Linked DNA regions of Homo sapiens: all the other regions are linked to region 3. A link is a loop called in an ENCODE intact Hi-C map of the cell type or tissue named here. Cell type or tissue: K562. All regions are shown on one strand. Region 1 overlaps LOC105372948 (a long non-coding RNA gene). Region 2 overlaps LOC105372948 (a long non-coding RNA gene). Region 3 overlaps RSPH14 (radial spoke head 14 homolog).

Evidence for each region. Peaks named below come from ENCODE experiments on the same cell type or tissue, not always from the same donor. Only the 100,000 strongest peaks of a DNase experiment are listed, where the experiment ranks them.
Region 1: a loop joins it to region 3, with 7 times the contacts of the local background. A loop is called at or near these places in 25 of 110 quality-filtered maps.
Region 2: it touches region 3 in a loop (7-fold over the local background); 26 of 110 quality-filtered maps call a loop at or near these places.

What each region holds. Positions count from the first base shown.
Region 1 is chr22:22,846,675-22,851,674 of GRCh38, forward strand. The region is part of intron 2 of LOC105372948 (a long non-coding RNA gene); the gene reads right to left. It also overlaps IGL and the pseudogene IGLV3-6. Among named protein-coding and RNA genes, the nearest start is that of MIR650, 26 kb to the left of the region's middle. In K562, no CTCF peak of the experiment used is centred here; DNase peaks (open chromatin) are centred at 1,907, 2,577, 3,251, 3,702 and 1 weaker place; H3K27me3 peaks cover 373 bases.
Region 2 is chr22:22,853,535-22,858,534 of GRCh38, forward strand. All of the region lies in intron 2 of LOC105372948 (a long non-coding RNA gene), which reads right to left. It also overlaps IGL, the pseudogene IGLV2-5 and the pseudogene IGLV3-4. Among named protein-coding and RNA genes, the nearest start is that of MIR5571, 30 kb to the right of the region's middle. In K562, no CTCF peak of the experiment used is centred here; DNase peaks (open chromatin) are centred at 2,327, 2,796, 3,824, 4,987 and 2 weaker places; H3K27me3 peaks cover 2,466 bases.
Region 3 is chr22:23,125,518-23,130,517 of GRCh38, forward strand. All of the region lies in intron 4 of RSPH14 (radial spoke head 14 homolog), which reads right to left. Among named protein-coding and RNA genes, the nearest start is that of RSPH14, 14 kb to the right of the region's middle. RefSeq lists enhancers at 647-1,524, 1,889-2,478, 2,479-3,066, 2,923-3,202. In K562, CTCF peaks have their summits at 1,383 and 3,089 (motif pointing left); DNase peaks (open chromatin) are centred at 1,369, 2,062, 2,230, 3,442 and 1 weaker place; H3K27me3 peaks cover 3,761 bases.

The sequences.
Region 1 (5,000 bases), 280 kb before region 3:
AGTCCCTATCACACAAGACAGATTAAAAAATAAACTCATGCACATTTATTAAATATAATTTTTACTTGGCATGGGAGCTTTAATAAGGAAATGAAAACTCAGAGAAATGGCTGAACCTGAGGACTTTACATTTAGGTATGATGAGGAGAATACAGGTGTGGAGAAATATGACTAAGAATGAAGTAAATGCAGTAAATGGGGGAAAGAGCAAGGCCTGTGTTCATTCTTCTCAGCACACCTTCATTTTAGAGGAAACAATGCTCTCTTTTCCTCTTCTTTCTAATCAACAACTCAACTTTACAGCTCATGGAACAAGAAAGAGAAAAGCAAACTTAAACCAAAGTCCACAGAAGGAAAGAAATAAGAATCATTAGACCAGAGATTAAAGAAATAGATGAGAAAAAAAACTATAAAGAATATAAATGGCATAAAAAGTTCCTACTTGGATAAGAAGAAGAAAATTAACAAGCTGTTAGGCAAACCAACTAAAACCATAAGAGAGAAGACACAAATAACAAAAATAAGAAATTTGGGATAATACAACCAACGTTATGGGAATTAAAATGATTATAAGAGAACACCATAAGCAACTGTATGTCAAATCTAGAAGAAATTGACAAATTCATAGAAAAATACAAATTACCAATCTAACTGAAGAAGAAATAAAAAATCAGCATAAGAAATAGATTAAGTCGGCAATTGACAATTTCTCTAAAAAGAAAAGCCCAGAGCCAGATGTCCTCACTGGTAATTCTACTAGAGATTTAAGGAGGAAGTAATACCAATCATACTCAATCTCTTCCAAAAATAGATGAGGAGGGAACACTGCCTAGCACATTCTAGAGGCCAGCATTAGCCTCGTAGCAAAAACAAACAAGGATACTATAATACAGAAAACTATTGGCTAATACTCCTGAAGAATAAGCATCTAAAATTCCTAAATTAAATAAGAGAAAACCAAGTCTAACTACACATTAAAGAGAACACATGGAATGAAAAAGCGAGATTTATCCCAGAATTGCAAGGATGGTTCTACATAAGCAAATGAATCAACGTAATAAACAATATCAATAGAGTGACAAGAAAAAGCATATGATCTCAGAAGATGCAGAAAAAGCATTTGACAAAGTTCATCCACTTTCAAGACAAAAACACTTAGCAAACTAGGAACAGAAGGAAACCTGCACAAATTGATTAAAGAAGGGCCTTTATCAAAATCCACAGTGAATCTCACAGTAAATGGTGAAAGAGTGAAAGCCTCCCCACAAAGATCAGAAGCAAAACAAGGACTCCTGCTTTCACAGCTGCTATTCAACATTGTCCAAGAAGTCTTAAATTTCATTAAAACAAAAAAGGCTAGTGCTACCTCCCACCACAAGCATGGATCAGCGTTAGGAAATTAAAATAATGGTAATAGAAAAATTATAATGACAGTGATGATGGTGATGGTTTTTTAAGTACACAACTGAGGTTTAGTGGCAGAAATCCGGTACTTCCAATTACAGTGCAGCTGTGCTTATTGGGGTGACGGAATCAATCTCGTTTTCAGTATACATGGGAAGCAGGAGTACATGTAGGGTACAACTGCATTTCTCTGGAACTGTTTTTCACAGAAGAGCTACAGTTTATCCTGCACTCTCCATTCTGTGATCAAAAACCATGAAACAGAGAAAAGCACTTCAACCTGAGACTCAGTCACAAGAACTGCACCTGCCCCACCTTCCCGCAACTATATATGCCACCTCTCTGTGCTGAACCATGAAGGCCAGAGGGGTTCACATGTGGCACAGACGGAGGCTGGACTCCCTGGTCCGCACCCTCCCAGGTGACGGGTGCTCTGGGATCACCTGGAGAAGGCAAGTGCCTGGGCTCTGTCTTTTCCACCAGCAGAGGGCAGCAGAGCTGCAGCCAGAAGAGAGGCTGGGGCTGCCCAGGAGGAGCCTATGAAGGAGGCCAGCCTTTGTGGGGGGTGGTCAACAGGTGTTCAAGGGATCAGTCCTCACTTTGGAAGTTTGGTATAGTCCCTCCTGTCACCTGGGGCTGCAGTGTTCATATTCTGAGGGTCAGACACACAGCATCACCCAGGATACTGACAGGGGCCCAGGCACAGTGACGGCCTCAGCTGGGAAACACAACTGGAGGCACCTGGGCCCTGGTGTCAGCCTGGGCAGCTCCCATAGGGCTAGGATTTCCTAAGAGACGCTCCGAGGTCAAGGTGCTCTAGGAGGGGGAACAGTGTGAGGGGACAGGGCTCCCGGGGCTCAAGCCCTTCACCCAGGATGGCTGCCTGAGCCTCCTGCCATTCTAAGGGTCTCATTCCTCCGTGTCCAGCAGCATCCTGGGGAGCTGAGCCCTCTACACTTGGCACTTCCAGAGACACCCTACCACCCCCTCCCTCTCCCTCTCCTTCCAGCTCCAGGCCGACTCTGACTCAGAGGCAGCTCCTATGCTCAGGGGATTCTCAGGTGGGTGGCGTGGGACATTTGGGATCCTGGTCCCTGGATGGGGCATTCCCAGCCTCCTTGCGGAGATGCTCTCCAGAGGGAAGGGAATGTTCACCTGCCTCAGGCCACAGCTCTGACCATGGGACTATCCTGGGCTCAGTGACAAGATCTGTCTGGCTGGAGGGACCAGGGATCCCCCACCCTCCAGAGCTCATGGGTGTTCAGAGACCACGACGCTGGAACCCTCACAGAGACCAAATAACCTAAAGTTAGTTTCTCAGTCAGGTCTGGGTTTCTGGTGCTTTTTACACATTTATATGAAACACTGATGAGAAAAAATAAAGAATCAAAGAGCAGAGGATGGCAATTTCTAGTCTATTAGAGAGATGGGGGGTGTCATACAAGGAGCAACTCAGGTGAGAAACGAGACTAGACTGTGTAATGAATCCACATGAGTTGTGGCTGCTCAAAGGACCAAACCATGGTAATGGAAATCAAGTTTAGGATATAAGTATCCTAAAGACACAGAACCACATTCTAATTAAACTACCAGGACAGGACCAAGTGAGTCTGGGAAACCCAGAGCTGACTTGGAGGAGGAGGAAGATGATGGGTTCCTGGCCCACCTGCTGCTGAGTCAGGTGTCATTGATGATCTCTCAGCACGGCCCAGCTCAGCCCCATGGCCAGGCTCCTGGAAGGTCCACAGCCCTGCTGAGCCTGGCCTAGGACACAGCACAGGCCAGGATGGTATAAAACAGTGGTCATGTGGCCAAACTCCAGGAGGTGACTGTGATCACAGGCCTTCAAGGATGGAGTCTGATCTTCTGACCAGAGAAGCAGATAAAGTGAGCTGGGACCCACTTCTTCTTCCTCAGTCTGCTGTGCTTCCCACAGAGCTGGTTTGAGTGACATCCTTCAGTGAGGAGTCCCAGAGGATGCCGATTTGCATCAAACACTCACTGCCTCAAACGGCCTGAGAGGCAATAAGAGAGAGCTGGTGAGCCCAGCTGTGCTGTGGGCTCAGGAGGCAGAGCTCTGGGTGTCTCACCATGGCCTGGATCCCTCTCCTGCTCCCCCTCCTCACTCTCTGCACAGGTGCTGCCCCCAAGCCCTTCCTTCAGGCTCAGAACCCATAGGATCCTGAGCTGGGCCTGCCCAAACATGAGTTCATCCCAGGCACAACCTCAGGGTGGGACCCCCTGGGAACAGATTCATCATTTACAAGCCTCCTCTCCTGTCCTCTCTTGCAAGCTCCTATGAGCTTACACAGCCACCCTCAGTGTCAGTGTCACCAGGACAGGCAGCCATGATCACCTGCTCTTGAGATAACCTCAAAGATGAGTATGTTTACTGGTTCTGGCAGAAGCCAGACCAGGCCCATACTGGTGATATATGAAGGCAGCAAGCGGCCCTCAGGAATTTCTGATTTTCTGAGTCCAGCTCAGGGAACATGGCCACCCTGACCATCAGCAGGGCTCAGACTGAGGACGAGGCTGACTATTACTGTCACAGGTACAATAGAAACAGTGATGAGCCCACAGTGACACAGGCAGATTAGGAAGTGAGACACAAACCCCTTCCCAATCTGTGTCACCCTCTTTCTCCAGCCCCAGGATGGCTGTGGACAAAGCCATGAGCAGGGCTGGTCCAGTTCACCCAGTTCTGTGACCCCCAGGCTGCTCTTCCCTCCAGCCCTCCAGGCAGGTTGTGAAGAGGGTGAGTTAAGAAGAGATTTGAGGCTGTGTGACAGGCTATCCTGGGGTTTTTCTGGCCAAGGATAAAGCTGGTGAAAGAGAGCCTGAATGGACGGGCAGACAGAGTGGCCCATGCACGTAGTGGCAAAAGACCTGGGTTTCCACATGCCAGCCCTTCAGGCAGGCTCTGCAGAGAGTGGGTTAGGAGGAGATTTGAGGCTGTGTGGACAGGCTGTTTTGGGGTTTTCTAACCCAGGATAAAGCTGGTGAAAGAGGGCCTGGATGAAAGGACACACAAAGCGTATCTTTCATCTAGTGGTAAAGGATGTGAGTTCCATATGGTGAAGCCTGGGTCACCCCTTGGCCCAGACGTCCTAGGTTAGTCCTCAGCATTTCCCTAGCACTTAAGTTCCTGAATCTCCTGGCAGCCTTATATTCAAAACGGTGTAAGCTGGAGTGGACGCTGTGGGGTCCACCTAGACTCCACGTTAAGGTCGACCCACACACTCTCAGAGCCTACGAGTGGATACCCATGCTGTGGGGCACATGTCACCTGACAGAGTGGCTGACCACCCCTGATCTCTTCTTTCTGACCACTTGGGTGTTTGGCACTATGTCCATCATGGACACTCTATGGGCTATTAACCTATGATTCAAAGTTTCTTCTGTGTGGTGCCCGTGCCCAAAGACCACCCACAGGCTTCTGCCCATACTCCACTTCCCCCATTTCCAAGTTTTTCTCTTGCAGTCCCTGGAACACCTGCCCAGGTCATTTCCCACTGCCCTAAGCCCCTATCTGCCCTGGCATCCGGCCACTCACCTTTCCTCACAAAATGAATGACCAGGCGCCATGCCCTCAT
Region 2 (5,000 bases), 270 kb before region 3:
GAATAGTGTAGCAAGCACCATTTCCCCTCTCGCTATAGCAGCAACTGATCCCCTTGTGCTCTTTTGGACTCTCTCCCCTGCTCTCTCTCTCTCAATAATAAGCAATGCTCTTCTCTCCAGTCCAAGCTCACACTTCCCCAGTTGTGCAGGAATGCCTATTGTAACTGTTAATTTATTTCCAGGCAGAGTCCTCAAGATTCCTCTGCTCATATTCTGTTCTCAGCTGTCTGGAGCCAGCATGACAAGTGAGCCAAGATCACTTGTCATGAGAGACTTGTGGAAGGTTTTGCAAAAAGTTCCCCAAGAAAAAACAATGCTCATTGTTGACAGCAGGTCCATTTCCACACAGTAGGGCCATGCTGGGTGTGCAGTGGGGCTGTGCACACTGTGCCCACAGGCCAGGCTCTGCACTGCTGACTCTGATCCTGTGCTTGGTAGGACCTTGTGCACTGCTGAGTCCACTGCAGACTCGACCCTGAATGGGAAGGTGGTTCCTAGCTGCTGGGCACTGAGTCTCATAGAGGGACAGATGGTATTGAGGATGCCCGGCCCCTGATGTACATAAGGGGACAAGGTCTGCTGGTAGAACAGGAAGATGAAGGAACCTGTGGCTCTAAAGGTGGGGTCTCCAGCCCTCAGTCTCAGCTGCCCATGGCCTCATCTGTGTGCACCTTGTCAATCCAGACCATGTGAATTAGAGGTGAAGGGAATTGAAGGACTTTCCCATTTTCTCCCATTTTCTCTCTTGGTTACAGAATGCACCCTTCCACATATACTGTATTAGAGCCTGTGCTCTACAAACATACCTGACACTAAATTAGTGACTTTTGAAAGTGCAGATAGGTACAGCAACCAGTCCCTCTGGAGACATTTCCCATAACATGAACCAGTGAACCCATCTCTGAAAGCCCTCATGTTTTAAAAGACAAGATTTTTGAATTTCAAGGAAAACTAAACCTTTGAAAAAAACATGATTCAAAAGAGAACCTTGCCACTTTCCATTCCTGCTTGGGCTGCAGTGAGGACAGATGCAGCAAGTGCTTCTGATGTCTGTGTCTGTTCCCCTGTGTGGACGCACATATCCAGGCGAGTTTCAGTGAGGTAGGAGACTTCGGCAGCATTGGCCGGGCTCTGGTTTGCTTCTGGTGCTAACGGAACATGGAAGAGAGGACAAGGTAGCGTGTCCTGAAGATCACATATTTCCTTTTTGCAGGAAGTGCCTGGGCTCCTGGAGTGTTCTCAGGGCTTTGATCCAGGCCACCGGCTCCGCAATCAACATCACTGATATTTCAGCAGGTCATTGACCTAATTCCATTTTAGTGCTATCTCAAATGGAAACATTATTTTCTTGTAACTATTCATATAGCAACATAGCACTTAAATATCTAAATAACACACACAGAAACAGTAGTCTCAAATGCAAAGCTGTCACCTCCCCACACCACACACTTTCTCACCCGAGCCCCTGAGCCCACCCTTCCCTCGGCCCCCCCTCTCCTGTGCTGTTAGAAATCTCTGTCTTCTAACAGGGACAGTGACACAAAACAGCCCCCCCTCCCGCCCAGCACTCACACCGCAGAGCCCCTAGTCCATCTCCTGAGGGAACGTTTACGTTTCTATTCTGACAGAGAGAAGTCGCCGTGAATGGAGTCTTTACCCCAAACCCAGGAGTTTCTGAGGAACACATGGGGTCAGCCACTGTCTGTGTGGGGAGGCTTCACCTCAGGGAGGCGCCCGGCTCTGGGCTGAGGGGGACTCAACGTGCACTAAAAGGCAGGACTAAGGCAAGTCCCGGGTCACAGTGTGAGGGACGCACGCGCCCTGAGGAGGGGTCCCTGGTGCTAGGCCTGACCCAATTCTAACCCCAGGCACCTTTCCTCAGCTCCTGTGGCCCTGGGACACCTCCCTACCCTGCTTCCCATGAGGCTGGTCACAGCTCTTGTGAGCACCGCCTCCTCCATGTCACACTTTTTCTGTCAACATTTTGAGGAGCCAGTTGGTTTTCTCCTCATTCCATGTTCCTGTCCCACCTGCCTGCTGGGGGTGGATTTATTTCATGTATGAGGTTTCCTCAGCCTGAGCCACAGCTGCCTCAAGGACACCAACCCTGTGGGACACTCCTCTGGGAAAAGCAAACAAGTGCCAAGAGGAGCATCTGAAGCTCTGGTGTGGGAGATGTCCTCCACCCTGGGTCAGGGGAGTCTGGAGGGGATGAGAAGGGACCAGGGGCCTGGGATTGAGCTGTGAAGGGAACCAAAAGGCAGGAGGGACAGGGCAGGGGCTGTCAGCTATGACTCAGGGGAGGTTCCTGGGCCTCAGGATCCTCCCTCTGAGGCCACCAGGGGGCGGGGGTGGCACATGCCTGGACCTGGGAGGTCCCTGCTGGGCTTCACCCTGGGTGGGTCCTAGGAGCTCCTTCCTCCTAAGTCCCCCTAAAGAGACAGAGGCATTCTGGGGTCCTAAATCTGTCATGCCCCCATAAATGCATTTCTACGAGGGCCAATAAATGAACTCCAGGTTTATCCAAGCAGCAGCTTCAGGCGTCTGCAGACACAGAGCGGGGAGGAATTAGCCAACCTGAGGCACCCTAGAAGGGCTGAAGGGGGCTGAAGGGGACTGAAGGGTCCCTGTGGGGCCTGTGGTCCTGGGGAGGGGAGAGCTGGGGTGTCTCCCAGCCACTCTGGGCCCTGTCCTGACACTTCTCCCACAAAGAAGGGAAGGGAAATCCTGGGACCCCACAGCCAGGACCAACCGTGAACCACAGGACAGGAAGGACAGGGACCCCCAAGGCTGGCTCCATTTCCCAGGCACTGTCATGGGCTGAGTCTCAGGAAATCCAAGTCAAGGAGTTTCAATCCCCCTGGCTGAGCCCCACTGTCCAAGGAAACAGAAGTCTACGGGCCCAGGCCCAGGTGAGGGTGGGGTAAGAAGAGGAGCTTAGGATGCAGATTTGCATGGAGGCCCCGCCCTCCTCTGAGGCATCAGGGTAAGACAAGGCTGGGGGCAGGCCCAGTGCTGGGGTCTCAGGAGGCAGCGCTCTGGGGACGTCTCCACCATGGCCTGGGCTCTGCTCCTCCTCACCTCCTCACTCAGGGCACAGGTGACGCCTCCAGGGAAGGGGCCTCGGGGACCCTTGGGCTGATCCTTGGTCTCCTGCTCCTCAGGCTCACCTGGGCCCAGCACTGACTCACTAGAGTGTGTTTCTCCCTCTTTCCAGGCTCTTGGGCCCAGTCTGCCCTGATTCAGCCTCCCTCCGTGTCCGGGTCTCCTGGACAGTCAGTCACCATCTCCTGCACTGGAACCAGCAGTGATGTTGGGAGTTATGACTATGTCTCCTGGTACCAACAGCACCCAGGCACAGTCCCCAAACCCATGATCTACAATGTCAATACTCAGCCCTCAGGGGTCCCTGATCGTTTCTCTGGCTCCAAGTCTGGCAATACGGCCTCCATGACCATCTCTGGACTCCAGGCTGAGGACGAGGCTGATTATTAGTGCTGCTCATATACAAGCAGTGCCACTTAACCACAGTGGTCCAAGTTCTTGGGGAACTGAGACGAAAACCTGCCCTGGGCTCTCAGGCTCCCTTTTTGCTCTGAAGATGTTTCCTCACCCAGTGCAACGGGCTTCCTGAAGCACAGCCTTGAGAATTCTTCTCCCTCAGCAACTCTCTTTTCCCACCATGAAATCCAAAGGAAACCTGCTCTGTGGTTTCTCATCCAGGACAGGGACAGCTTCCTTTTGCTTGTGTGTTGTGGTCCCTGAGTGGGTGCAACTCTTCCTAGCTTTTTAAATTATGGGAGGGTGACAATGAGCTCCCTGACTGGTGCAGTCCCTGCTGTTTTCAGGAACATCCTCATCCTAAATGCATCTGAATCTCCCACTGTGTGCAGACCAATCTGGACAGATGTTATTAGGGGGAGTTTCCAGAAGCCACATCTTACTCAACTCTGTATCCACCACACTCTGGTGAAGATGCTTTTTTGGTGCCCATCCTCTTGGGTAAAGTCCACTCTCTACTCATGACAGCCATGTGTCCCATCTTCTGAACTTGGGAAATTGCCACACCAAACCCTCAGGCTCAGGGCCCACATAGGAGCTCAGAAAGACGCACTGGGAAATGGAGAAGAGATCTGCATCCACCCCTCAGTGGAGAGACACCTAACTAGATAATAAGATAAGGAAGTAGGTTTGCATGATGAGTCTCCCCTTCTTATGATAAGAGAGACCTAGAGACCCCCTTCTCAGGTGTGCGCTCAGAGGCAGAACTCTGAAGCATCTCCACCATGGCCTGGACCCCTTTCCTGCTCACCCTGCTCACTCTCTGCACAGGTGCTGCTTCCCAGGGCTCAACCCCCACAGCACCAGGGAACAGCCTGGCCCTGACTTTCAGCTCATCACGGCAGTGATGCAGGGTATGGCACTCTGAGAATGAGACCCTCATCTTCAGACTCACCTCTCCTGTCCTCGCTTGCAGGTTTTGTGGCCTTCTCTAAGCTGACTCAGCTGCCTGAAGTGTCTGTGGCTTTGGGACAGATGGCCAGGATCACCTGCCATGGAGAGGACTTAGAAAGCTATTATGCACACTGGTACCAACACAAGTCAGTCCAAACCCCTAATCTCATTGTATACAATGATAGAAAGCTGTGCTCAGAGATCACTGAGCGATTCTCTGGTTCCTGCTCAGGGGGAACAGCCACACTGACCATTACTGGGGCTCACGTTGAAGACGAGGCTATTTTTGTTTTTCTGGAGATAAAAACACATTCATAGTGACACAGACAGATAGGGAAGTGAGGCACAAACCCCATCACCATCTGTATCACTCTCTTTCTTAAGCCCCAGGAGTATTGTGGACAAAGTCGTGAGCAGGGTTAGCCCAGCTCAGCTGGATGTGTGACCCCGAGGCACCTTTCACTCTAGTCATCCAGGAAGGCTCTACAGAGGGTGGGTCAGGAGAAAATTTGGGGCTGAAAACTAAGCTGTCCTGGTGTTGTTTA
Region 3 (5,000 bases):
CTTGTGTGGTTAGAGGTATCTGGATATAGTGGAAAAGTGCCGATCAGAAGTCAACGGAGTGCATTCACCGAGGGCCTGCTGCGAACCAGGCACGGAGCCGGGCTCCTTACTAATGATTTTATGTAACACCCCACCTCAGCAGGTTGCCAGAGGTGCCCATTTTACAGATGAGGAAAGGTGCCTGAGGTCAGGGAGCAGTCAAGCCAGGATTCACCAGGCCAGGGAGCTGTTGCTCCCACTGGAGGAGCAGAGACGCTGATCTTTCCTCCTGCTGGAGTCCTTGCCTGGCTTGGCACCTGCACAGGATGGAAGCCTACAGGGAGCAGCACAGAACCACCCTGCAGCCTCCTCCTCAAAGCAGGACCTCAAGCAAAGTGGGGGGTCGGCAGGCACACACACGCATGCATGCACACAAGCACATGCACACACGCGCAGATACGCACGCAGCCCTGGTGCTGTCACCGCCCCATCCCTACTCCTAAGCCCACGCAGGGACTCCCTTCACACCTTCCTACGTCACCAAACAGCCAGAACCCAGAGGGGCTTTTGTTTCTGAAGAAATAACGTGTGACTTAAAATCGTTGAGACTTATTTTGTGCTTTTAATGCCAACTGTGAAAAGAGCAGTAATTTCGCCGTGAGCATCTTTAATCTAAAAATACATGGCTAAAGGGAGAAAGGGATTGAGCCTCCCTTCCTAATGTGTGCAAAGATCAGAGGAGGCCTTCCCTGGAGGGAGGTTTCTCCCGGTTCCCAGAACCTAGCCAGGAGTCTCCAGTTCCCCCATAGGCTGCAGAGAAACCTCAGGCGCTGTCGACCTCTCTGGCCCCGTCCTCCCCTGCAGTTCACCTGCACTGGTTCTCCTCCTGAGCCTGCCTTGTTCCGCTCTTGCCCCCAATGATCCCTTTGCCTAGCATGTCCTTCCCCATCCTCACAGCTCAAAGTCACCTGGGCAGCTTCTTGGAAGTCTCCTCCTTCCCTGCATTCCATCTGTCAGGGCTCCAGGGTCGAGTGGGAAGGGGTGTTGGAAACTCCATTGAGCAGCTCAAGGCCAGCGCCTCTGACCCACCTCATTCCTCCAAACAATGCCCCATGGAGAAGGCGCATGCTGAGCTGGGATGGTCCAGGAGTCTTAGCCAACGGGAGGTAAGCACCAGGACTCACCAAGGTTGCTGGTGAGAGGAGGCTAGAGTAGGTGGCAGGGTGCCTGAAGGGGAGGACCTGGGGATGGCTGGGCCAGCCCTGCCCACTGCAGGTGACTAATCCCGCCTTGTCCTACTTCACGCAGCCCCAGCCTCCTTTCCCAGGACCCACCATCATGTGGCTCCCTGTGGGATATTGCCATCCTCACCTATAGCCCACGTGGTCACCCTGGTGGTGCAATGGGTCAACAACAGTGGTCACGATAATCCCAGCTCTCCTCAGTGACTGCTCACTGGGGGGCACACTCATGGGAGGCCAAGATGCTTGATTCCATTCTACAGAAGTGGAAGCAGAGACCAGGAGAGGCGATGACTTATCAGCATCACACAATGTGACCCCACCAGGCCAGGACCTGAGGGGCTTTACTCTGTCCACATTCCCCAGATCCCCACAGTGGCAACAGGCCCTGGCACCCTACTTCCAACGTCAGCCCTCCAGAACAAATGGTCCATCTGGCTCAGGGGACAGTGCCAGGAAGGGCTGCACTGCACCATGAGGACTTGAGGCAACACTGAGGCTGGACCTCACCCTGGATGAGCTCACCTCACCCAGATGAGCCTGACGAGATGGGGATGCCTGACAGGCCGGGAACCAAGAGGCCAGAGTGTCCCTATCAGTGACCATCATTCCTGCTAAGTCCAGGAATGGGGTACAACTACCCACCAAAGACTGTCAGGCTGAGGATGTGCCTGGGGTTCTGGTGCACCCTGCCCTGAGGGCAGGCAAGACAGAAAAGGGCCTGCTCCTCTAGGGCAGCTGGCCTCCACCCCTCACCCTGTGGCATCAAGGGGAGGAGGAGGAGGAGGCTGCTCTGGGTCCATCGAAGGAAGCTGGGTGTCCACGGGTGGCTGCTGAAGAGGGACAGGGTGCAGTGGTGGCCCACCCAAGGCCACTAGCCTGGAATGAGACATACGGCTCACTGCAGTGGGAGCACCTACTTTGCTTCTCCAGCAGCCCACGTACCTGGGGTTCAGATGACATTGGGTGCATTCTGGGTGGTATAGCTGTAGACCCCCAGATTTCTCCCTAGCTTAGATGCTATGACTCCAGGGATGTCCCCTGAACCCCCAAATGACTTGGATCAAACTGCATCCAGACATTTCACCCGCGGCACCCTCCCCTTCCCAAGCCCAGTTCTCCTTTCCAAGGTCACGGAGCCAATTTCCAGAGGCAGGGCCCAGGCGCATCCTTGCTGCCTCCCTCCTCCTCTCGGGCTGGTGCTCTCCTCCGGGCTGGGAGGGTCATCCATCTCCACCCCCGGGCTGCACACGTGTGGAGTCAGGGTCAGAACAGGCCCCATCATGCTGCTGCTAAAGCTGGGCTGGGGTCTCAGAGCCTGGCACAAGGAGAGGGAGACTGGAGGCAGGGCCAGAACAGACTCACAGGTGTGCCCAGTCAGGACCAGTGGGATGGTAGAGGGATACTTCCGGGGGACCCTGAGCTGTTCAACTGCACCCCAAAATCTGGTTAGAGAAGAATTGTCAATTTCAGCCACAGAACTCTCTCTCCCACAAAAATGAAACCTGTTTTCTCATGGGGTTCTACTCCATTCCTGGACTTAGCAGGAATGATGGTCACCGATAGGGACACTCTGGCCTCTTGGTTCCTGGCCTGCCAGGCCTCCCCCTCTCATCGGGCTGGGGAGCAGAAGCAGACCCTGTGCATCACTCAGGGCCCAGCTGGCAGGGAGCCTGGGCTGGCAGCCTGTGTGTGACATCTGTCTCTACAATCCTATTTTCTCCTCTCCTGACACGGCACCACCACGGCGCATGAGTAGCCAGCCTGGAAGGAACTTAGAGGAATGCGTGTGGGTGAGCGCAGCAGCTTGGGCCCAGGGCCCCTGCAGGGCCAGGGCCCACTTGGGACAATCCTCAGTCCTGGGGTGCCCCCTCCTGGTTACTCTGGGAAATCATGCAAGTCAGACTTGGCCAGAGCAAGGATTCTGAAACCACTCTCCCAGACACCCATGACACAGGGGAAGAAACTGAGGCACGGTGGCCAGAACAAAACAGGGGCCCAACACATACTGTCAAATGAATGAAGGAATGAGCAAGCAGGTAAGTGAACTGTAGCAAGAAGACAACCAGCAATTGATCCTTTAAAGTATGACATAAAACCTACTAAACAGCCAATATTTGTTGAGCGCTAGCCACATGCCAGGCGCCCTGCCAGGTGCAGAGGGTGCCATGGTGAAAACGGCCTTCCAGTGTGGCCACTGATAGGAAACCATACCAATGGCCACCAGCATTCACTGGGAGCCAGCTAAGCCCTGCTCAGAGACTGTCCCAGCTAAGCCACACAGGTGACACCCACGTTCCCACAGGTGATGGTACTGCCCAAGGTCACACGCTGGTAAGAACAGAGCCACTGAAATAGATGCCCTCGCCACCCCCCAGGCCCCCCACCCAGAGGCCCATGAAGGACACCACCTGGGGCACAGTCACACTCGCTAATCCAGAGGCCACGACACTCAGTGTACCCCCAGAACAGATCTCCTGGGCGTCTGCCACATTGCCTCCTTCCCTTCCTCCCTCTGCTCATTGTCCAACTGTCCCCTGCATACCCGGTGTCCCAGGCCTCCCTTCTGGGCCCTTCACAGATCATGAGCAGCACTCAGTAAACCCCGCGATGAAGGGCCGAGGCTCCCCACCCTGACCCTCACTGAGGCTTCTGTTCGTGAGCTTGTCAGTACCACAGCCCCCTACTCCTAATGGTGCGCCCAGTGTTGGTGGATGGCAGAAAAAGACAAGGGGAGGAGATGGGGAAAAGCAAACTCGTACATTTTAGAAGAAAATATGGCAGAATATCTTCATGAGTCAGGGTAAAGAAAGATTATCTTACACGGCACTCAAAAAAAAAAAAGGCCAGAGGGAAAAAAAATCATGAAATTGACTTCATTATTCAAATGAAAAACTGCTAAGGCTGGGCATGGTGGCTCACGCCTGTAATCCCAGCACTTTGGGAGGCCGAGGCAGGAGGATCGTGAGGTCAGGAGTTCAAGACCAGCCTGGTCAACATAGTGAAACCCCGTCTCTACTACAAATACAAAAATTAGCTGGGCATGGTGGCACACGCCTGTAGTCCCAGCTACTCGGGAGGCTGAGTCAGGAGAATCACTTGAACCTGGGAGGTGGAGTTTGCAGTGAGCTGAGACCATGCCACTACAGTACAGCCTGGGTGACAGAGTGAGACTGCATCTCAGAAAAGAAGGAAGGAAGGAAGGAAAGAAGGAGAAAGAAAGAGAGAGGAAGAAAGAGAAAGAGACAAAGAGAGAAAGAGAAAGAAAGGAAGGAAAAGAAGGAAAGAAAGAAAGGGAAGGGAGAGAAAGAAAGAGAAAGAAAAAGAAAGAAAGAAAGAAAGAAAGGAAGAAAGAAAGAAAGAAAGAAAGAAAGAAAGAAAGAAAGAAAGAAAGAAAGAAAGAAAGAAAGAAAGAAAGAAAGAAAAAGAAAAAGAAGGCCGGGCATGGTGGCTCACGCCTGTAATCCCAGCACTTTGGGAGGCCGAGGCAGGCGGATCATGAGGTCAGGAGATCGAGACCATCCTGGCTAACACGGTGAAACCCCGTTTCTACTAAAAATACAAAAAATCAGCCGGGCATGGTGGCGGGTGCCTGTAGTCCCAGCTACTCGGGAGGCTGAGGCAGGAGAATGGCATGAACCCGGGAGGTGGAGGTTGCAGTGAGCTGAGACTGCACCAGTGCACTCCAGCCTGGGCGACAGAGTGAGACTCTGTCTCAAAAAAAAAAGAAAAAGAAAAGAGAAAGAAAGAAGGAAAGAAAAAGAAAGAAAGAAAGAAAGA